Regions from separate parts of the Homo sapiens genome. Here region 2 is linked to region 1. The links are chromatin loops, found by intact Hi-C in ENCODE. Cell type or tissue: heart right ventricle. All regions are shown on one strand. Links, peaks and the distances in the headings refer to the core of each region. The heading gives the core; the rest is flanking DNA.

What was found. A loop is a pair of places that touch in the nucleus more often than their neighbours do. Peaks named below come from ENCODE experiments on the same cell type or tissue, not always from the same donor. Only the 100,000 strongest peaks of a DNase experiment are listed, where the experiment ranks them.
Region 2: it touches region 1 in a loop (2.4-fold over the local background); 11 of 110 quality-filtered maps call a loop at or near these places.

What each region holds. Positions count from the first base shown.
Region 1 is chr5:57,478,873-57,490,881 of GRCh38, reverse strand. It overlaps ACTBL2 (actin beta like 2), which reads left to right and starts at 8,071. Exons shown (of 1, transcript NM_001017992.4): 1 at 8,071-10,864. The coding sequence starts at 8,175. The coding sequence ends at 9,305. All of the region lies in intron 1 of RMEL3 (enriched in melanoma 3), which reads right to left. In heart right ventricle, for the core only: no CTCF peak of the experiment used is centred there; no DNase peak of the experiment used is centred there.
Region 2 is chr5:57,319,509-57,331,517 of GRCh38, reverse strand. It overlaps the pseudogene LOC100288510. Among named protein-coding and RNA genes, the nearest start is that of RMEL3, 70 kb to the left of the region's middle. RefSeq lists an enhancer at 2,788-3,987. In heart right ventricle, for the core only: no CTCF peak of the experiment used is centred there; a DNase peak (open chromatin) is centred at 6,398; H3K27me3 peaks cover 531 bases.

The DNA.
Region 1 (12,009 bases), core at 2,264-10,263:
ACAAAACAACTAACCAGAAAACAGTTTTATTTTATTATATTCTCAGCAATTTTATTCTAATTGTTAGTTAAAATTCTTCCTTTTGTCACATAAATGCATTCCACCATATCTCATCCTCAGTAAAACAAAGAGGGACAGAACCTCTCTTCCTGCCCTGCAATCTTCTGAATTGTATTCCTTTTTAATTCCTAAAGACTGCAAGCCAAAAATAAAATTCTGAAGACTGCTCACCAAAAATAAAATTCTAGACCCCCCAACCATCTGAAAGGACCCCTTCTTTCAGCAAGGGCATCCCAAAGCTAAACTGAAAAACTAGTTCAGGCCATTATAGGAAGGAGAGTCGGACATGCCTCATTCTACCCTCTTCCCTTTTGGAAATACTGATAGAACAGACTTAAAGTCTGATAAGAAACATTTACAATCTATTCCCTCTGAAGCCCGCTACCTGCTGGCTTCACCTGCATGAAAAAACCTTGGTCTCCACAACCCCTTATCTGAACCCAGACATTCCTAAGTGTTTGACCATAACTTAGCTCTTTCAGCCAATTGCCAACCAGAAAATCTTTGAATCTACCCATGACCTGAAAGGCCCCGCTTCCAGTTGTCCTGCCTTTCTGAACTGAGCCAATGTACATCTTACATTTATTTGATTGATGTCTCATGTCTCCTTAATATGTATAAAGCTAAGCTGTACCCTGACCACTTTGGGAACATGTTCTCAGGATCTCCTGAGGGCTGTGTCACAGGCCTTCGGTCACTCATATTTGGCTAAGAGTAAATCTCTTCAAATATTTTACACAGTCTGACTCTTTCCATCAACAAGACTAAGTGTTACATTTCGGCATTTTTCATATGATTAAAGAAATGTAGCCACATAGTATTTTATATTCTGTTCTTGTAGATACCAATACCAATCCATCCCCAAAAGAAAAAGGACCATAGAACACCGGCTTCCCACTTGTCCTTTTCTCCACATGAAATGCATGCTCCACCCTCAAATGCATGCTTACTGCACATGAATTCACTTGCCTCCATTAGTGGTCCTTCTTGGATAGGAGCCATGCTACAGGAACATGGAGGCCAAGGGGAAATGGAGAATCCGCACCTCTTCTAAGGGGAGTAGCTGCTATTCAGCTTAGTTTGGGAATAAGGTCTCAGTGTTGCTTGATCTTTCTATTTTTTTTTAATAAGAGAAGTGGGAATTCAAAAATATACTTATTTTACAAATATTAAAAACTAAAAATTTGAAAATGTTTGTAGGACGTTGTGTGGGCCAACATAGTCATGCTGAGGATCCCAGTCTGTGTACTCTGCACTAAGCTGTGATCTGGACTGAATAAGCAATCCAGAAAGAATGGCTTTCTTTCTCATCCAGGCATCATCAACTGAGCATATCTTTTTCTCCATCTTAAGGGGAAGATATCCTGATATTAGTATTAATAACATGGAAGAACCTGCTGTGGTTCTCTAGAAGTTTATTTGGTTTTTTTCTTTGGACTTCAAGATTCCACCTGGTTTCTGCTCTGAGATGGCATTTAGATACCTTAAGACCAAATATTATACTAGTATTGTCTTTTCTGCAGTTTCTTCAGTGCTATTTTTCCTGGACTTGGTGACATGGCAACTAAAGGAAGGGAAACCATCATTAAGCAGGTTTTAAGTCCTAATAGTCTGTTGTCCTTGCTTTCATCTAGGATTCCTATTTCTTTTATAAATTCTGTTCCCCTCCTCCCCTGAACTGCACCTCACAGGGCCTTCCTACCCCTTCATTTTTGCTCTGAAAAGAGATAAAGTGCTTCCTTGATGTCAGCAAAAGTAGAATAAAAATATCCTCAGGAAGCCTTACTAATTCGAGATACCTGAAATAATTTCTTACCTGTGTCTCCTAAGATCCCCAAAAACCCTGTTTCCCTTGGCAAAAAAAGAAAAAAGAAAAAAGAAAAAAAAACTTACACTGAGTCATATCCTACCGATCAAAAAGTTTGCTCCTGGAAGTGAATTAGGCAGCTTCCAAAAGTGAAGTAGCCTTTTCATCTGCATCATCCACCTTCAGTGGACTTTTCCCAGGGCAGCACATGTCCATAGCAGCAGACGCTCTGTAGGAGAGGAGACACTGGGTGTGTTCTGCTGCTTGACAAGCCATAATCCCATCTCGCCAGTTATAAGCAGGCATGGGCTTCTAGATGGTCTTCACGAAAATGTGCAGGAAATCCGGCATGATACCTAAGCTGTCACAAAGTCAGACACAAAGCTGTCACCGGAATGAAGAATAAACACTGACCATTACTTAGTAACTGCAAAGCATTTTTTGTTCTTTGTGCTTTTATGACAGTCTGGATTGATTTAAATTAGCCTTTCAGGACCTGTGTTCTCTGGCCCTGGTCTGTATCAGGTCACAGCTGCATTGAGTCATTTCCTCTCCAACTCTCTGTGAGATCTTCCCTTCAAAGCCTTGCAGGCCCTGGGTCACTCATGCAATGTGAATTATCTCGGCTCCCAAATGAATTTTTCTCGACTCCAAGACATACTCTTTACGGTGGTCTGATCATCAGGGCCTTTCTTTTGACCTGATTTCCTGTTCTCTACTTTTGCTTCCTTCACCTCTATAATCTGGTGGTTCCTGTCCATCTGGATTGGCTTCCCCTCTTGGCCTGCTTTAGAGACATCAGATTTGCTCAATTACTCCAGGCTCACCCCACTTCCTAAAGCAGAGCCCCCTTCTCCACTTTCTACTATTCACACCTTGGCATGTCATGGTCAAATCCAGGGGTTTGAAGACAATGCCATTTGGGGTCTGAAAGCTGACACCTGGCAGGCCGCAATTCTCTCTTGGCTGATATCCAAAGGATGCATCTGTCTTCTTGATCTAGTTTTTGCTTTTTAATAGTCCCCTTGCCTATCCTACTATCCTCTCCTGAAATCACTCTCATATTATTTTCTTATTTTAGATAATAGAAGATTTGCCTCTTTACTTGTAAATGTCTTTCTTTCTCAGTTCAGGCATTAACTCGTCATTTTGTTTTCTCCATTTTGAGAGTAAGATATCCTGATATTAATATTAATAACATGGAAGGACCTGCTACGGTTCTCTAGATTTTTATTTGATTTTCTTCTCTTGATTCCAATATTCAGCCTGATTTTCACTCTGAGATGGCATTTGGATAACTTCAGATGTTGTTTCCCAACAGGGAATACAAAGACTTCACAGGGACGGTCCTTGTTGGCTGCCGCTCTTACTAGGAGCCAGCCAGGTACCCTGTGCCCTTTCTTTTAGCTCATCGTTGGGCAGAGATTGGGCTCAGGGCTTGGTCTTGGGTTCTAAATCCCGACACTACCGTGGTGGCTCTATATAGCCTTGGTCAGTTTCCTCTTCAAGCTTCAGTTTATTCCTTCTAAAATGGGGATGATAATCCTAGGTACCTCATAGGGTTGTCATGAAGACTAAAGAAATGATATGTGTAAGGGATTTAGCGTAGAGACTGGCACATACTACATGATCCGTAATCACTATTTTTATTGTTATCCCCTTCACCTTTCAGGATCAGAACACAACATGATGCTTATCTGTGTTGGATGATATATGGTTCCCATCAGTAACGGCTGAACTGTGAATATTGATGCTTCCGATTTTACAACTGTTTCTTCTCCCCTTTCCTTAGAATCAAGGCATTTCCAAAGGTTCATCCACCACACACAGGAATCTGTTCTTCCTCTTAACAACTTTGTTTACAGGTCAATTGAAATAGCCAAAAGCTGATCTATGGCATATTTTAAAAGTTAGTTAGGAAGAAGTGCCATAAAATCTACGTTAGGCCCTTTATCCATCGGGGGGAGCGCTATTGCCCTGTGGAGTGAAAGCTGGTTTTGTTCACAGACAGTGGGCTCACACCAGATAGGGGCTGGGAGCTGTGGTCAACTGCACCAATGAAAAGATTCTTATGCTAATATTTTCCTTCCAAATGCATCCTGGAACTGGTCAAGACGTACCTCACCAAAGCCACTTTTTCCTCCTTTCTGCCCATGCCTGCCTCAGGAAATAGGTGAGTCAGGTTTTACTTGAGGAAGTGTTTGTTGTATTTCTGATTTTTCATGCCATTTTTTACATAGTTCTATATATTCAAACAAACAGAAAATCACAATAAGCTCTATCAGTAATTATTATTGGTGGATTTACTATTTGTAAGAAATATTAAAGCCATATGTTGAGACTTCTCCAGAGAGAAGTAACGGTAATTATCTTTACCATTTTATCTCTCTTTTCCAGAGAGATAAACATGGTATCTTACAAACTGCAAATAATCTCCAGAGAGATTATTTGGTATCGTAAGATACCATGTTTAAGCCATTTCATCAATATGAAATATAAACCTTAGGCAGTATTTAACCACAAAATAAATAAGCTTTTTAACTTTTAAGAAGTGGTCAGCTATATCTAGCTATGAATGAACAGATGAGTATATAATGAAAACAAATCACACTGCTTACAACATTCATGTATCTATTTCTGAAACACATTACAAATCTCCACTAAGAGCAGAGTACAGTTGAAAGAGATTCTCAGAGCATCACCACACTAGAGAGGTAGACGTGTGCAAAATCAGCCAAGGATAGAAGGAAAGAGGGTGTGGTACACAAGGAAGGAACCAAGTGAAGACAGAGAGGCAGGCAGCTGACCTCCATGTACTAAATTGCATCCCTAGGGGGGAGGCTGAACGAGGCCTCATTAAAATGCATAATCTCAGCAGTTCAGTTAAACAGATGAGAGCCTAGACAGGAGATGATCACTAAGACAGGGCCTCCATGACCCATGGGTAAGAGCCTCTTCTTAGATCTCATGTACTACGGAGAGAAAGCAACACCCAATTCTGGAGTTCCTCTTCCTTCCACATGCCTGTGAAGATTCAGACTCTTGTTGTAAGCCTCTAAACTCTTGCTGATTCTGTGTAGAGACCTAGTTCCAAATACATAGTTGATTCTCTGATTTCATCCAAGTTGTTGGTGCTGCTGTAATACTGCCTCCGTTGGCTGCTGGCAGCCTCCTAGTTCCAAACACATAATTGATTCTCTGGTTTCATCCAAGCTGTGATGCTCATGCCTGCAATATTACCTCCACTGGCCAGTGACAGCCTCCTGCCCATCCTCTGAGACTCAGCCCAGGGGTCATCTCCTTTGGCCTCTCCTTCTCTTTGCCCTGACCTCAGGTTCAGGGGCCCCTCATTCCACCTCTATGTCTCCCTGAGCTCCTTCTCTCATCTCCCGTGTTGTATACCTGTTATCTGTGTATTTGGGAGTGACATTCAAGATCTTTAACAACTGGAACAGCGCTGGCAGAGCCCTATCAGAACATAAGCCGGCTGTATCATACCAGTGCCAAACGGCCACCTGTCGGCCTGGGGTAAGGTGACTTTCACCCACAAGACAGTGAACTCTTTAAAAATAGGGCTGTGTTTTATTCATTGATATATCACCAGTGCCCAGAACATAGGAGATGTTTAATAAATGTTTGCGGATTGCTTGAAAAGTCTAAGGTTGACAAAGACAAGGCAAGGAGACACGGTAGCTTCCACCAGTTGTCTTCATATTTAATGCCCATACTTAAACCTCACTCTAGTTTCGTGTATCTGCATGATAGTCAAACTAGGCAAAATGTAAAAGAAAAAGAATATTCTGGGCTTCCATGAGTGAACCTTGAAGGGCCCTAAAGGTTTAGGTAATTAATTAAACATTTGTAAATTCTGGTCAGTTACAAAGTCTGTTACCTCCAAGAACAGTACTCCCTACTCACAGCTTCCAGAGCCCAGTATTTGTAAACCCATCTTTCTATGTTTTACTCAACACAAATTCTTACTACTTTTTAAAAATTTAACCAACTCAACAGATGACATTTTTAATGGCTGTTGAATTGTGATAAGCACCTCTTGCATTATTGAGAGTTAATTAGAAGAGCATAAGCTTATTTTAAGAATACATAACTGATGAAATTTGCTCCTGGGACACCGGAATTAAAGCAGGCTAGACAGTCTCTAGCAAAATCACACATCAGCCACACTCTCAAGGCATCAGTTATGCTGTGTGGACTCAGTACCAAATATCCCTTAGTTGAAGGTGATTCTAAGGACAGCACTCTAGTAAGTGTAGGATCTAAGGCTGCACTTGGTACTATGTGGGCTCCTCCACTAACATTTCCACCAACTTGGCTTTGTTTTATATTCCAGACCGGAGCATTCATAAATGGGGACTTGTGCTAAATACAATGTGTATTTCATTTTTTCCATTTTGTAAAATGTGCATGTAGTTTGTTATGGGATTTTAAAAAATTCCCAGAAGCACCATCCTATAGCAATAAAATGTTGTTTTAATCAAAAGCTTGGTTGTACTACATAACAAGGAAGTTCATAAAACCATTCAGTGTGAAGGTTTTTAACACTGTTGAAGAAGGAATTTTGCAGTTACAGAAAAGATTAAAGGAAAGGACTGTTTTGGTGAGCCCTAAAGCAAAACCATGGATCTTGTGATGAAACATACATTCTGCCATGACTGATTGTCACCAGAAAGGTTTTGAAGGCATATTACAGCACTGGATAAAATAAATCTATATCAAGCTATAGACAAAGAAGAGGGCTGGATGCTCACAGCTTGATGCTACACCATGACTCTCCAAGAGGCTCACTGGGCAAAGACTCAGGTTAGTTCTCCTGGCCTTGAGCTGGAGGGTGTTTTTTGTCCAGTAAATAGGGGCTGTGCTACCTCTTACAAAGCAAGCTTTATTGGGTAAATGAATGAATGATGAACCCAAATAAAGATTATTTTGGAGAACTCAGATGTAGACATGGAAAATTTCTTTGCTTTACAAGAGCTCACAAAGATAATTATATTCTATTCGCCTAACACATAGGGGAGCAGAAGTAATGAGCTTTCTTAAATGCTATTTCTCTGTAACACATTGCTGATGTCCTACATTTTACCATCATACACATCTTTTCAGGTAGTCTGTATTTCTATATGAAACATGGAACCCAAACAAATTGTTGCTATGAAGTGATCAGGGTGTAATATATCTTGAAATGGAAGGAAAGCTAGTATAATTCTAATTGTATAGATTTTAATAACTACATAGAGGTTTAATGTTATAATATAGTATATGTATCTTGAAGATCAAAATGTTTTAAGGATTAGTTTAAATATATAATTTTTCAAATTTGTCTTATCACTTCATTTTGTCCATTGTTGCAGAACTCAAGAGTTGTTGCAAATAAATAAATTTTTATAACCTGCATCTTAATAAATCATGCAAAATAGTTGACATTCAGTCATTATACAATTAACATGGACCCAATGAACCTGGTTCTATGAACAATGTCTAGACACAGTAAATGTTTAATGAAATTTGGTTGTTAGAAATTTATATCAGAAAAAAGTATCTATATGGGTTAACTTTAGCAATCATTCTATTCCTTTCGCTTGATCTCTGATGGATTAGAAGTCTATTAAATATCTCTACATTTTGCTTGACACAAGTGCATTGTAATTACAGCCATCAGGCCATCCTTAGCCATTTATTATTTTCATTTACTAAAACAGTCTCTACGATGATGACACCCTGTGGGATTAGGAATCTAATGGAAACAAAAATCTTGAAAAAGTGAAGATTGCAGGGTAAGACCCCTCATCAGAACAGTATCTTAAGAATGAAAAGGTAAGCTAGTGTAGGAAAAGTGAATCCTCAGGGACGCTAAGGAGGGAGCCTTCCTCCCAGCAGTGTTGCCATACCTAGCACCAGCTTTCTTTCATCTTGCTTTTATATCCCCCACTGCATCATCATAGTTATCTAGAGACCTCACCAGGCAGGCTGACGGTCATGTGTGGGTTGCCTAATTACAGGAACCTGAGATTTGACCACTTGGCAGCCAATTTTCTCTTTATGTAGAAAGATCTAATTGTTTATGTAATCATCACCATCATTAATACCTCAGAGATGACCTCATCCAGAAATGCTGGGAACTGGTGGAGTAGGACATGGGCGGAGTCAGTGTGTTCCTTTAAATACCTGTGGTCCCGGTGCAGCCTCCCGTGTCTGAAAGCATTTCTGGAGTGTTTTAGGCCTGTTCACTTTCTCTTACTCACTGTCTATTCACTTGTCCTGTTCACTCGTCTGGAAGATCTCAGCCAGCACCATGACTGACAATGAGCTGTCTGCCTTGGTAGTGGATAATGGGTCAGGGATGTGCAAGGCAGGCTTTGGTGGTGACGATGCCCCCCGGGCTGTGTTCCCCTCCATGATAGGGCGTCCTCGACACCAGGGCGTTATGGTAGGCATGGGCCAGAAGGACTGCTACGTGGGAGATGAGGCTCAGAGCAAGAGAGGCGTCCTGACCCTGAAGTATCCTATCGAGCATGGAGTGGTCACCAACTGGGACGATATGGAAAAGATCTGGTACCACACATTCTACAATGAGCTCCGTGTGGCACCAGATGAGCATCCCATCCTCCTCACCGAGGCACCCCTGAACCCCAAGATCAACCGGGAAAAGATGACTCAGATCATGTTCGAGGCTTTCAACACACCAGCCATGTATGTCGCCATCCAGGCTGTGCTGTCCCTCTATGCCTCAGGACGGACCACAGGCATCGTGATGGATTCTGGGGATGGGGTCACTCACATCGTGCCCATCTATGAAGGTTATGCCCTGCCTCATGCCATTCTACGCCTGGATCTGGCAGGGAGAGACCTGACTGATTACCTCATGAAGATCCTGACAGAGCGAGGCTATAACTTCACCACCACTGCTGAGCGGGAGATTGTGCGAGATGTCAAAGAGAAGCTGTGCTACGTAGCCCTGGACTTTGAGCAGGAGATGGTCAGGGCAGCCGCATCCTCCTCACCGGAACGGAGCTATGAACTTCCTGATGGGCAGGTGATCACCATTGGGAATGAACGCTTCCGATGCCCTGAAGCCATTTTCCAGCCTTCCTTTCTGGGCATTGAGTCCAGTGGGATCCATGAGACAACCTTCAACTCTATCATGAAGTGCGATGTGGATATTCGCAAGGATCTCTATGCCAACACCGTGTTATCTGGAGGGAGCACCATGTACCCAGGCATTGCTGACAGGATGCAGAAAGAAATCATAACCCTGGCACCCAGCACCATGAAAATCAAGATCATAGCTCCCCCAGAGCGGAAGTATTCTGTTTGGATTGGGGGCTCCATCCTTGCCAGCCTGTCCACATTCCAGCAGATGTGGATCAGTAAGCAGGAATATGATGAGGCTGGTCCTCCTATCGTTCACAGAAAATGTTTCTGAATGGGCTTCCATATTAGTGGGCTTACATTTTCCCTTTTCCTAGGTCACAGTGATGGTACTGCTTTTATCCGCTTTCAGTAGAATCGAGGTAAATACGTCACTCTTCCTAGTGTAAACCAGCAAACCCATCTCTCCATCCAAGTAACCTGGGCTCTTACCCAGATAACCACATCCGGTTCTCCATCAAGTGAAGGTGAATTCTAATACCATATTCCTTTTTCTTTGCCTATACTGTTCAAAGATAGGTAGGCCAGCTTAAATACATATAAGTGACAAGGAGTAAAATCACGAGAAATGTCATTTCAGAATGGATAACTATAATTATCAAGCTTTAAAACTTAGTTCTCGCTAAAATATTTAACAAGAACAGGCTGTATAAACTTGTTTAAAAAAAAAAGGTGCGTATGCATTTAGCAGCCGTGTCTTACTAGTTAAGTATCTTTGTTTTGTTTACTTCTTTGTATGGAGATAATGAATTATAAAGTTCAATAATATCCATATATACATAAGCACCAGGGAAATAAAATATATTGTGAAATATGCTGATGTATCTAGCTATCTGAACAGCTAATGTGAATTTCTTTACTCCCAAAAGTCATCGTTGTACTAGGTACATATTTTAATTGTTTCCCTTACTAAATAAGCATAATGAGACAGCCACCATTCCATTAATGTTTATAAATCATCTAAATTTTCAGCTCATAGTGGAGTTCTGCTGGTCAAATTATATTTTAATATCTTTCTTACTGAACCTTCTCATACCAAAACTACAGACAATGTCTAATTCTTAAGAGAGATAGATATTATAATATCAAATTAATGTCATTATGGTACAATTTGACAGAGGTAATTTTATTTCTATTTCTTAGTGTAATAGCACATCTTAAATAATTTCTGTAGACCAGGATTACAGATACTTCTCTTGTGCAAGGATTTCACTGTGGGAAAATATAGCTGCAGCATCTTTATTAATTATACATTTTACTACCAGTATACTAACACAGTTTTATCCTTGGAAAGCTTTTAGAATAATTCTACTTTATTATGTCCAGTAACTAGCAATACTTATTTATGCAAAGTGTCTCTGAGATACTAACATCTTTGAAAATATCAATGTATGTTCCTATAATGTCTAAAATATTTTAGTTACTCCAGTGATGATTTATTAACCAATTTTAAGTACCAGTATGTTTATTCCAATCTATGCAGTGATTTCTGAATATTTGGATATCAGCATTATTTGTATTTTTCAGGGTAATTTCTGAAAATTTAAAATATTTATTTGGATTGCTTATTCAGGCATTATAAGGTACTCTGGAGGAAGGAATCACTTCTCTTTTTTTCTTAGTTGGGAAACTTGTACTTATGTTATAAATCTTTAAAATGGAATCAGTAAGAATTTTTTGTTTAAGGTAATACTTTTCAAATAATTTGATTATTCCTTATTGGCTTTATCTGACAACATAATCTTTAAAATGCATGTAACCAAAATTAATCTCCAAAAACACTTTATTTTATATAACTTGCTTTCAGTACATTAAAATTGCTTCATACTTGTATACTTAGATTTCCTGTTATTTCTCCTCAACCATTCCCTTAGAATTAGAGAATGATCCAGATAGCATCTCTTTTTATATGTGTGACCTATTCATCTGTATGTTACAATTTTGCACCTCATACATTTAATCATGTAAACATTAAAAGGCAAATTTTAAAAAAAGGATAGCTAGCCATTTAACATTATATAGATGTCTCATAATCTAAATTTTAAAGCTGGGTTTTACTGGATGAACTGATCTTCAGGTAATTAATAGGCAGAGACAACATCAACAATAATAATCATAATATTTTGGATTTATATGCTGCAATGCATTCCATTTGCAGAGTGAGTAGTTCTCACAAACATTCTGACCTGCATTCTGAATTACCAAAAAAAAAAAAATATGACTTCCCACCCACAGACTATAAATGGGACAGGTAATGTGAACTTACAAGAGAGTGAGCTATAGAGCCCCACAACATTAGGTGAAAATATGAGCCCCATAATGCAAACTACGCATTATAAATCTTGAATTACTGTGGTAATTTAAGAGTTTATTATATATAAAATCTACAATTTCTAGATAACAAGTTGGTAAAATGCCAGAAACTTAAACCTAGAGTTGTGGGATATTCTTCTCTTTATCAACATTGACTGACTTATGGATGAGTTTAATGAAGAAACAGCCTGTTTCACAACTTTATATTTTAGAATCAAAGAATGACATCTACATAGGTAATACGATTAACATGCTATTCATGTATCATTAGCCTGGCTCATCAACCAAGTTATTTAGAGAACTTTATATAAATATAGGGTCCCTGGCCCTGGGCTCAGAGCAGTGGGTCTAGAATGAGCACTAAAAATCTGAATGCACAGCCAACTAGAGGAATTACAGCTCCACAGAATTCAAAATCCCAGCACATTACAGGCTCCATGGACAGGAAAGGTCTCCAGACACTTGCTTCATCCATCTTCCTCTGAGGATGAGACATCACTGAAGCAGCCTTCTCAGATTAATTTCATACCTCTGTAAATGATTTTCATTCTCCCTCTGTGATGCCTCCTGAGTAGCAATATAAGGCCAGGGCTGTATCACAATTCCCTGCACACTGTTATTTCCCAATCACAGGTAATATTTTTCTGAAAACATGACTGATCCAA
Region 2 (12,009 bases), core at 2,227-10,226, 160 kb after region 1:
CCACCCACCTTGGCCTCCCAAAGTGCTGGGATTATAGGCATAAGCCACTGTGCCCAGCTGGAAACATTTTTTAAGATGCCAAAACAATTAGCATGTAGAAATTTTAAATATATATACAATACATGTGATGCTTAATTTTATGTGTCAATGTGCCTGGGCCATGGAATGCCCAGATTGCTGGTTAAACTTTTTTTTTTTTTTTTAGATGAAGTCTCTCTCTGTTGCCCAGCCTGGAGTGCAGTGGTGTGATCTGGGCTCACTGCAACGTCCACCTCCCAGGTTTAAGCGATTCTTCTGCCTCAGCCCCTCAAGTAGCTGGGACTACAGGCACGCTCCACCACATCTGGCTAATTTTTGTATTTTTAGTAGAGACAGGGTTTTGCCAAGTTGGCCAAGCTGGTCTCAAACTCCTGACCTCAAACGATCCACCCGCCTGCCTCCGCCTCCCATAGTGTTGGAATTACAAGCAGGAGCCACCACACCCAGCCTGATTAAACATTATTTCTAACTGTGTCTATGACAGTGTTTCTGGAAGAGATGAGCATTTGAATTGGTGGAATGAGGAAAGCAGATGGCCCTCCCCAATGTGGGTGGGCATGGTGCTATCTGTAGAGGGACCAAATAGAAGAAAAAGGCAGAGGAAGGTCCCATTCACTCTCTGTCTGACTGCTTGAGCTGGAATATTGATCTTCTCTGCCCTTGCCACTCTTTGTTCTCAGGTCTTCAGACCCAGACTGGAATCTACACCACCAGCTCTTCAGCTCTCAAACATTAGGACTACACCAACAGCTTTCCTGGGTCTTCCGTTTGCAGTCCCATGGCAGATCGTGGGACTTCTCAGCCTCCATAATTATATGAGCCAAGACCATAAAATAAATTTCTTCCTAGATATAGATGTAGATATATGGGATATAGATACATATCCTATTGGTTCTGTTTCTCTGAAGAACCCTGATCAATGCAATACATTGGTGTTCTGGTAGAACAGAGCTCACCAGCATCAAGCTCCAAACATTTTTGGGGACAAGGACAGGAAATATCTTTATAGCTATAATATTGGATGCTGTCTTGTCAAGGAAGTGTCCTTATTGGAAATGGAGCCTCTGGAGCCCAGGGCTGGAATCAACCTGTTCTTTAATCAAGCTAATGCAGACCCACTGAGCCAGCTGACTGCTAAGTTACTGAAAGATCAAAAGAAATGAACCCCTAGGGCGATCACATTTTTCTTTCCTCAGAGGTGGAATGGTAATCTCCTGGAAAACAGGTCCTGAAGCTATTGAGTGCACTGGAGAAGCAACCAAACGAGAATGAACCATCCACCAGCTTTTCAATCTCAGAACACAGTCACTGCTTGGTTTGGGATTACTGGTATTTGGGGTTTGGCCTGAATCCCCAGGCTGATTGCAGAAACTTGGGAAACTTAATCCACATGAATGAAGGATTGAATCCATGCAAGGGGCTACGATCTGGGACTCCTGAAAAGGGTGACAGAGAAATCTACCTAGCACTTGAACTAGGCCTTTATTAGTACAGAGGATTCAAAGACCGAACTGGAGATGCAGAGCTGGGAATGGGAAGGAGGCAGGAGGATGGGAAGGAAGAACACCTTTCAGGCAGTGCACATGGTATGAAGATGAAGAGGCAAAAAGGAGTCCTGGTACTCGGTCATCAGAAAAGCCATTTCTTTCCTCCAACCCTTTTGTAGATTAAATATTTAATATGTGCAAACAGAATATTAAAACAAATGTCTGAGGTAAAATGAAACACCCCCCACTACCTCCACCATGTTAAATGAAGTGACACCTCTACAATGGCCAGCACCATGACTGCATGCAGCAATGCCCACTAGAGATCAGCTTCTGCCTCGCCCCTTCTCCTTCTTCCCTTCCCTGATTCTCCCCTGCCCCTGCCCTCACATCCACCTCTATCCACACCAAACCTCTTGTTAATCAGCCAGTACCATTCTTAGTGATGCAGAATCTCCTGTTATGGATTGAATGTTTGGGTTCCGCTAAAAGTCATATGTTGAAGCCCTAACCCCTAGTGTGATGGTATTTCACATGGAGCCTTTGGGAGGCCATTTGGTTGAGATGAGATCATGAGGATTAAATTCTCATGATGGGATTAATGTCCTTATAAGAAGAGAAAGAGATGGGAACTCACTCCCTCTCTGCCATGTGGGAACACAGCAAGAAGGTGGCTGTAGAAGGAGGCTATCTGCAAGCCAGGAAGAGAGCCCTTGCCAAAATCCAACCATGTTGGCACCCTGATCTCAGATTTCCACTCTTCAGAGCTGTGAGAAATACATGTCTATTATCTAAGCCACTGCATTCATGGCCTTTTGTTATGGCAGCTGAGCTGATTAAGACACCCTCAAACTTCCTGCAAGAACAAAACCCTTAACTCCAAAATGGAGGAAAATGTACCTTTGATAAAATTTTCCTGAGCCACAAAGATTAGCAATATGTGTCTCCTTTAATTAATTAAACCAGACTATCTAAAACTCACATATCCCAGAACACCAGGATCTCTGTAAATTTACGATCTGAGAGGTCGAGACCCTCACCCACACAGACTGCCTAGGCACAGGGTACCAATATTTCTCAAAATGCTGCTCCTTGACCACCTTTATCAGAAATTACTCAGAGTGCCTGCTATAAAAATCAGACATCTGTTACTGTATACCTGTATACTGTATACCTGTTACATTTAAAGTGATTGTCAGGATCCTAGAAGTCTGTATTTTACCAAGCTCCAAAAGGGCATTCTTATGAGCAGTAGTATATGAAAACCACTGACAGATATACTGGTCACTACCACCCCCACTGAAACCACCTTTGCAAAATTATGATAGTAAGAGAAATCTGACATAGCTGACTCCATCTTGCTTCTAATCTCTGGGCTGTCCTTATTCATTCCTGCGCATAGGCCAAGCTAACTTTGGAAGGAATTTAGTTTATGGTTTACCTTAAAGCAAGGATGACAATAGCTGTTCCCAAAACTATCCCCTTCTTTTTGGGAACAGAAACTGCCTGTGTAAAACTAAAGGAAGGCCACAAGATGGCCTGAACTCTGCTAAAAGTGGGCATAGTGAAACAATAACCAGCCATTGCAAGAAGTCACAATATTTGTAACTTCCCTAATTGCCCCTATAGATAACATCACTAGAGTATTACCTAAGATGGGTCTTTTGATTTTTTTTTTCAGACCTTTGCATTCTGGTGACCAGCTGACTCTACCTGGACTGGTGACTCATGACTCAACCGGTCCTGAGGCCTCCACCCAGAAGCTGACTCAGTGCAAGAGGACCATTTTCCACACCTCTATGATTTCATCCCCAACCAATCAGCATTTTCCATTCCCTCTCCCTCTTCCTGCCAAACTATCTTTGAAAAACCCTAGCCTCTGACCTTTTAGGGAAGCTGTTCTGAGTAATAGACTCCCATCCTTCTGGTTTGGCTAGGTCTGCATTTATTAAGCTCTTTCTCCACTGCAATAGCACTGTCTCAGTGAATAGGCTCTATCTGTACAGCAGGCAAGAAGAACTCATTGGGCAATTACACTATCCCTTCCTGAATATCCTGCTACAAACTGGGACTCAGATAGCCATAGAGAACTTTCTCTAAATCTTTGCACTGAAAACCTGGTCTGTGCAGTGCAGCACTGCATCACTAGGGACCTTGTTAGAAATGTAGAATTTCAGGCCCTAGCCCAGACCTCCTGCCTCACAGTGCATTTTTCCATTAGAGTTTGAAAGCAGTGCTCTTCTCCTGGGAACCTAGGCTGCCTCCAAGAGTCTAGTGAACACTTTCAGGCTCTGCCAAGATGTTCCTACTGTCAGGATTTCAAAATCGAGTTAAAACTGAGAGAAAAACCAAGGTGAGTGTAGAGTGATTCCCTTTGGTGCCTGCTTTCAAACGAGAAGCTAACAATGAACAGTTAGAAAGGAAAGTAATGTTTTCATGGTCAGGGTGACAAGCCTTGTCTTTAAACCTCTTAGATGCCCGTTTTACCCTCATGGTAGAGACTGCAAGTTGTCCCCTTCTAACCAAACTCCTCTGCTTTCTTCATAATAGAATCCCTTGTATTTCACTAGTGCTTAATGTCCAAAATAGAGACCACATTACTAGTCTTCCCTGAAAGTAGGATATCTATGTGTAAGTTTTAGCCAACACTATAAAAGCAAAGGTGCTTCTTGCAACTTCTAGGAAGTGTCCTTGTAAGAATAGAATATGGCTGGGCGTGGTGGCTCACACCTATAATCCCAGCACTTTAGGTGGCCAAAACAGGCAGATTGCTTGAGCTCAGGAGTTCAAGACCAGCCTAGGCAACATGTCGAAACCCATCGCTACTAAAAATACGAAAATTAGCCAGGCATGGTGGCACATGCCTGTAGTCCCAGCTACTCAGGAGGCTGAGGTGGGAGGTCACCTGAGCCCAGGAGAGGTCAAGACTGCAGTGAGTCGTGATTATGGCACGGCACTCCAGCCTGGGTAACAGAGCAAGGCCCTGTCTCAAAAAAAAAAAAAATGAAATATACCTTTCTTTCCTCCTTGCTAGAATGTAGACATGATGGCTGGAGCTCAAGCAACCACCTTGGACCATGAGGTAGAGAAGCCACAAGGTGAAAGAGTGGCTCCTGACAATGTCATGAACAGGATACTTTCCTCTGAACTTCTTCAATTTCTATTTTGTTTATGCCATTTTATTTGGGGTTTGCCTTCATTCTCAGCTAAACCAATCCCTAACTGATATGTATCCTTTTTATACCATAACACAATTCAGGCAACATCAGCTGCGTGATGCTTGTGTCCTCAAAAAGACTGAGCATCTTGACCAAAAGAAAGAGTTCCATCATTCCGGGAGATTTAGTATAATTCTAGGTGGCTGTGTCTCCCACAAAGTAGTAAATGAAAAGGCACGCAGGAAAGGGGTAAGGAGCAGATTTTAAAGATCTGGCCAGGCACGGTGTTCATGCCTGTAATCCCAGCACTTTGGGAGCCTGAGGCGGGTGGATCACCTGAGGTCAGGAGTTCAAGACCAGCCTGGGCAACATGGTGAAACACCATCTCTACTCAAAATACAAAAAATTAGCTGGGCATGGTGGTGCATGCCTGTAATCCCAGCTACTTGGGAGGCTGAGGCAGGAAAATCACTTGAACCTGGGAGGCGGAGGTTGCAGTGAGCCAAGATTGCACCATTGCACTCCAGCCTGGGCAACAAGAGCGAAACTCTGCCTCAAAAAAAAAGATCTACCCTATTCTTCTACATAGTACACAGGGCCATGTTTAGCCTTTCTGTTGCCATAGATACTCCAGAAAGAACTTCATTAACCCTCTTGAAGCTCTTACCAAGATTTATTTCTGCTTGCAGCTGGGAATTCTAACCTATTTCCTCTTATTGCAATTCAGACAAGTCTCTCTTCATCATCTTCAAGTGGAAAAAGAAGTATAGGAATTGTCTGCTACAAACAACATTTCAATATAAAATCCTCTGTTCATCCATTACGCAAACTCTTATTTCAGGCCATACTATGTGCAAGTCACTGTGGTAGGCTTGGGGTAGAGTGACATCTTTCTGAAAGCTGTTTTTGATTATTGTTTTTGCCTCTAAAAGCCGAAGCCCTGACTCCAGGCAACAGGCCAATTATTCCAAAGCCAGGGTTTGGACCTGAACCTTAAAAACATTACTCAGGGATTAGACCTTCTGTAAATCAGAAAAATGTGATTGTTGGGTTTAGGGTTTTGGGATACATAATTACATCTCTTCTGTTGCCCCTCAAACTCCTAAATGACTTCATGAAACTCTTATAAATTACCCTTCTTTAATAATGCAAGACAAATTCTCCAAATGGATCTATTCATATTCTCTCTCTCTCTCTCCCTCACCCCCCACCCCACTCTCTCTCCTCCCAAGATAAGGATACACAGTAAAGAACTTAGTGCATTTCCTGGCTCATTGTAGATCTTCAATAAATTGTACCCTAATCCGACTTCCTTCAGTTTTATGCTTTATATTCTGTATTCTCTCTTGCACCTTACCATTTAAGAAATATTTTTAAGAGTAGGAATTATTACTCTTTTGTTACTTTTTGTAATTTTTTGTTACTTTTTCTATTTGATTTCCTAATATTACTGCAAATTACCAATTATACACATTGATCTTCAGGAGGTTTGTCCAGAAAGCACCATAATTCAAAATACAAGGCAATCCTTATATGATGAACATTTATCATTGCTATACGTTCCTATGGTTACATTTGAATGTGGACGTGCCTCTTCTGAAACTGTTGCAAGAAATCACTTCAACTAAGTCAGACCATGAAGCCATGAATATCTACACCAGAAGCAACTGGAAGGCTGGCCAGCTTCCCTAGGGTTGTGGTTTGGGTTAAAAGGGAGAAATCCAACTGACACCCTGTTAATGGGGTGTGAAACTGGGATGCTTGTGCTAACCAGGAGTCAACCTCCTTCCCAGACGCAAGCAAATGGAGCTGCCTTTTACACAGCTTGCCTCACCAATTCCCTGGCAGCTAATGAAATATTTTTATTTAAAAGAGCTTTTACAGAGCCAATAGATGTGGTTGCTGTCAAGCATCCACAGGATAATAGGAAATAGCAGTAACTAAGTGGGGTACCCTGCGTTCAGCGAATCCAAAATTATTCCCCAGGGCCAGGCCCACCTCCTGCTTTCTGGGTGGACTGGCTTGGAGTAGATCAGCTCTTACACCTGAAACTTGACCCCCCTACTTTTCAGCCTGGGACAGCTAGGCACATAAGCTACTAACAAAAGAAGTCTCCATTAAAATCCTGAAGGTAGAATTTCAGTGCATGTCCCCATAACTAAAAGGAACAACTGGGGTGATTTTCTGAAGGCAACCCTTTGTATAAACAATTTAGACACACTTAACAGCACGTTCACTTATGAGAAATTCTCTTACTCGTTCCCTTTTTACAGTTCTGAAGTTACATGCATAAAAAGAAACAGAGCTTTTTCCATTCATCTGGTTTGATGTATTAATTTTTTCTTATTCATTCTCACAACATCCTGTTGGGCCTACGCTGCTAAGAAAGTCTCTTACATATTTGGGGTGTGTGGGGAGGGGGCAGGACACTGGAAAGGGAGGATGTAGAGAAGCTTGTGATGAATTTTAACAGGAAATGTCTTTAACAAATGAAACCTCTCTTCCCTTGCCTAGTTCTGAAATGCCTCTGGCTTGAAAATTCCCCATATGCTCGTTATTTATGTACACCACGCAAAGTCTAAACAAAGAGCTCCATTCTTGATCCCCCTACACAGCCTGGAGCAGCTAGGAAATTTTCCACCAGAGAGATATAGGGGGATCCGGAGCAGAACCACACCAAGGGTCACTGTACAAACCGTTACTGGCAAAAGCCAAATATAAGTCCGTAGGGACAATGTGGAGTAGATCCACCTCCCAGGGAAAAGTTTGTTTATTTCCAATAAGTCCAAACCTTCAAGTTGGTGCCTGTATTAGTTTGCGATGGCTGCTGTAACAAAGTACCACAAAGTGGTGGATTAAAACAGCAGGCATTCCTCGTTTCACAGTTCTGGAGTTCTGGAGGTTAGAAGGCGGTGAGGAAGAATTTGTTCTCTCTCCTAGCTTCTGGTGGTGTGTTGGCAGTCCTTGGTATCTCTTAACTTGTAGAAGCATCGCCCTGATCTCTGCCTTCATCTGCACGTGGCATTCTCCCTGTGTGTATGTGTCTGCATTCAAATTTCGCCCCCATGCCCGCCTTTTTTTTTTTTTGAGACAGAGTCTTGCTCTGTGACCCAGGTTGGAGTGCAGTGGTGCAATCTCAGCTCACTGCAAGCTCCACCTCCCAGGTTCACGCAATTCTCCTGCCTCAGCCTCCAGAGTAGCTCGGATTACACGCGCCCGCCACCACGCCCAGCTAAATTTTTTTGTATTTTTCAGTAGAGACAGGGTTTCACTTTGTTAGCCAGGATGGTCTCGATCTTCTGACCTCATGAGCCGCCCACCTCGGCCTCCCAAAGTGCTGGGATTACAGTCATGAGCTACCACGCCTGGTCCAAATTCCCCCTTTTTTTAAGGATACCAGTCACGGCAGATGAGGGCTTGCCTTAAAGACTTCATGTTAACTAATAACATCTGCAAAAATCCTATTTCCAAATAAGGTTACCTTCACTGCTGCTAAGGGTTAGGGCTTCAACACATAAATTGTAGGGGACACAACTCAACCTATAAGTGTCCAACATAAAACATCCTGACAACAAAGCTGACAACCCTCCCAGGGCAGCCAGTGGGAGGGTCACAGATTGCCCTTTCCAAAAAAAAAAATGGCCAGGCACAGTGGCTCACACCTGTAATCCCAGCACTTTGGGAGGCCGAGGCAGGTGGATCACCTGAGGTCAGGAGTTCAAAACCAGCCTGTCCAACATGGTGAAACCCCGTCTCTACTAAAAATACAAAAATTAGCCAGGCGTGGTGATGCATGCCTGTAGTTGCAGCTGCTCGGGAGGCTGAGGCAGGAGAATTGCTTGCAACCAGGAGGCAGAGGTTGCAATGAGCTGAGATGGCGCCACTTCACTCCAGCCTGCTGGGCAACAGAGCTAGACTCCGTCTCAAAAAATTAAAGAAAAAAAAAAAAGGTGGCCACCCTGGGCTTCAAAGGGCAGGTTTCTGAGCTGCAGAAATTCTCAAGGAAGAGCTAACCCCTGAAAGATTCTCTTTGAGAATGAGGAATGAGACCATTCAAGACAGAGTGGCCCTGCCTGAGCCCTCTGGTTCTTCGTTTTCCTGCTTTTCTTTCAGCAAACAGCTGGGCAAAAATCTCGCTAAATCTGATGACAGCAGCGGGACTGCTCTGCCTTTGCTTCCCCTACTCAGAACCGACCTTTTCTGTTGCTTCCCCTTAGACATTAATGGAAGGAGAGAAGTAAGAGATGGAGCATTCATCGCCAGCCTTCAACCACCAGTCTTAATTCAACTTTGCTCCCCCTTGAAATATTTCCTTCCTGTTTCCCTTCTCCCTCTCTCTCTTCCACCCAAAAACCAAGAATACCATCCATGGGAAATTTTAAGGAAAATGGTAAAGTGAAAAAGTGAAACTTCTTTTTTATGGCTGCACAGTCCTTTGTAGGGACATGGACAAAGCTGGAAACCATCATTCTCAGCAAACTATCGCAAGGACAAAAAAACAAACACCGCAGGTTCTCACTCATAGGTGAGAATTGAACAATGAGAACACTTGGACACAAGAAGGGGAACATCACACACCGGGGCCTGTTGTGGGATGGGGGGAGCGGGGAGGGATAGCATTAGGAGATATACCTAATGTTAAATGACGAGTTAATGGGTGCAGCACACCAACATGGCACATGTATACATATGTAACTAACTTGCACATTGTGCACATGTTCCCTAAAACTTAAAGTATAATAAATAAATAAATAAAAGAAAAAGTGAAACTTCTGCAGTCAGCAACGTGTTTGACATCCACGAGTCCTCTCTCTCTCTTGGATTCCAAAGCCCATGAGCCCCTGCCTGTGGTGGCCAGTACTGGCATTCTTTAATTCTGGTTTTGATTGAACTTTCTCGGGCCTCAAGAGAGTAGGCAAGAATTGCTGTGTATAATTGTTTTCCAATCATTTGTCTGTGTGTTGGTTGTGTATTATTTGCTCCCTTCAAAGTATCTGTGCCATCCCTCTGCTACACAGTGGAAAAGGAGGTTCCAGGGAGAGCAGGTGGATGAGCCACTGCCAGAGCTGAGACAGGTGCTGGACTTTTCCTTCTGCGGCCATGCCCAATTCAGCTTTCATCATTGAATCGGGCTGTTGGTTTGGTCTCTCCCATCATTACTGCCCCTAAGGACAGTCCTGGCCTGCAGCTTATACCTGTTTCCGATTCTGCCCCTCCTGTGCCATTTTAACCACACCCTTAGTCCAGACTGTCACCTCCTGACTGAATTGCTATTATCACCTCCACGTCAGAGGGATTGCTGGTTTATTCTGTGGTGTCCCAGCCCCCTGCTCTGGTAAAACTTCTATTTTACCCAACTTACAGTTAGCACCTACCCAACGAATAAGAAGGTAGATGATTGGTCAGTGCCAAGTTTATGAAAACCATCTGACACTTTTTCCAGGCCGTCGTATACCTTCAGCATGTGCAGGCCCTGGGAGGGTGGAATCCTTTGCAATAGCAGTTAAAAATCAGCCCTGGAGACATTGAGGGCTGTTTGGTAAATGCATGTTCGTTTTTAGGATACCTGTTCCCTGTTATGATTTAGCTCCAGACTCCAAAGTCTGTTTAGTTGCAGTCTAATGTGTAAATTTAGAGATTCCAGCTTAAGATGGCAGGCATTATTTTTATTTATTTACCAAATATAGTATTCACCATTCACCTAAACTGTTCTATGTGCTTTACAAATATTAAATCACTTAAGTCAGCACAACTGTATGAGGTGGGTACAAGCATTATCATTCTTATTTTAAAGGTGAAGAACAGGACACACAAAAAGGTTTAGTAACTTGCTGGGATTCAAACTTTGCTAGTCTAATCTAGAGTCTGAACTGTTAACCACTGCATTGAGGACGAACTATAACTCTACTATGTCAATGGAGCAAAAAACGAGAGGAAATTAAGTTGCAGCTGAAAGGGGAACCACCTGGATGAAAACTCACTTGTTTCCCTTTGAGGCATTTACTGCACTTAAACACAACCTTTCTCTAGCTCAACTGGGCTGGCCAGAGATTAGACAAAACAGTAAATTTTGGCACTGAGGGATAGTTATAGTTATCAAAAAGGGATGCATCCGCTCGATTAGTGGTACTCGAGATAGTACCGGATCTCTGAGTGCTGCTGGGCTAGACTATATTTCCTCTTACTACTAAGAACCTTCATTCTTTCCCTGGTCTTCTGTAGATGGGAATTCTAATATGACAAACTCACACAAAAAAAAAGCTTGTACAATTTTTATTAAAGAGTATTATTTTAACTATGGGAAGAAAAATAATATCCAAATCTTCCACATTTTATTGTTTAATTTGTAATTATTTTATTGTATATATTTATGGAGTACAATGTTTTCCAATCATTTGTTTGTGTGTTGGTTCTGTATTATTTGTTCCCTTCAAAGTGTCTGTGCCATCCTTCTGCTATACGGTGGAAAAGGAGGCAATGTGATGTTTTGATCTATGCATATGTTATAGAAAGATACAATCAAACTAGTTAACGTATGCATTGCCTCACTAATTTATCATTTTTTTGTGATGAGAACATTAAAACTCTATTTTAGCAATGTTGAAATATGCAATACATTATTGGCCAGCCGTGGTGGCTCACGTCTGTAATCCCAGCACTTTGGGAGGCCAAGGTGGTAGGATCACTTGAGTCCAGGAGTTCAAGACCAGCCTGGACAACATAGTGTGACCCCGACTTTACAAAAAAAAAAAAAGATTAAAGAATAAAACGAAATAAATACAATGGGCTGACTCTGTACACGTGAGCTGCAGCATGGCAGCCCACCACTCCAGCCCACTCAAGATGCAGAATAAAGCTCATAAAAGTGGGCAGCATCGGGGTCGGGGATCTGCACAGCAGGATGGCAAGGGCCATCTAGCACTGAAAACCCTAAGCAAGAAGGTGAGAAAAGAACTCAGCAGAGTAGACCAGAGGCATTCCGCCAGTCAGCTCCAAAAGCAGAAGAAGGAGGTGGTTCTGGCGGAGAAGAGACAGCTGGGTAGCAAGGATGGCTCTCCTCATTAGCACTAGCTGTCCAGGGATTATCTGGCCTCCCACTGAAGAAACAAATAGATGCCAGAAAGAAGCTAAGTAAAGCAGTGGAGAAGCACTTTCTGGATGACAAACTCCTCTTGTTAGACACTCAACAGGAGGCAGGGATGCTGCTTAGGCAGTTGGCTAACCAGAAGCAATGGCATCTTGCTTTTCGAGATCAGCAGGCCTACCTATTTGCCCATACTGCTGATTTTGTTCCTAGTGAAGAGAATAATTTGGTGGGCACCTTG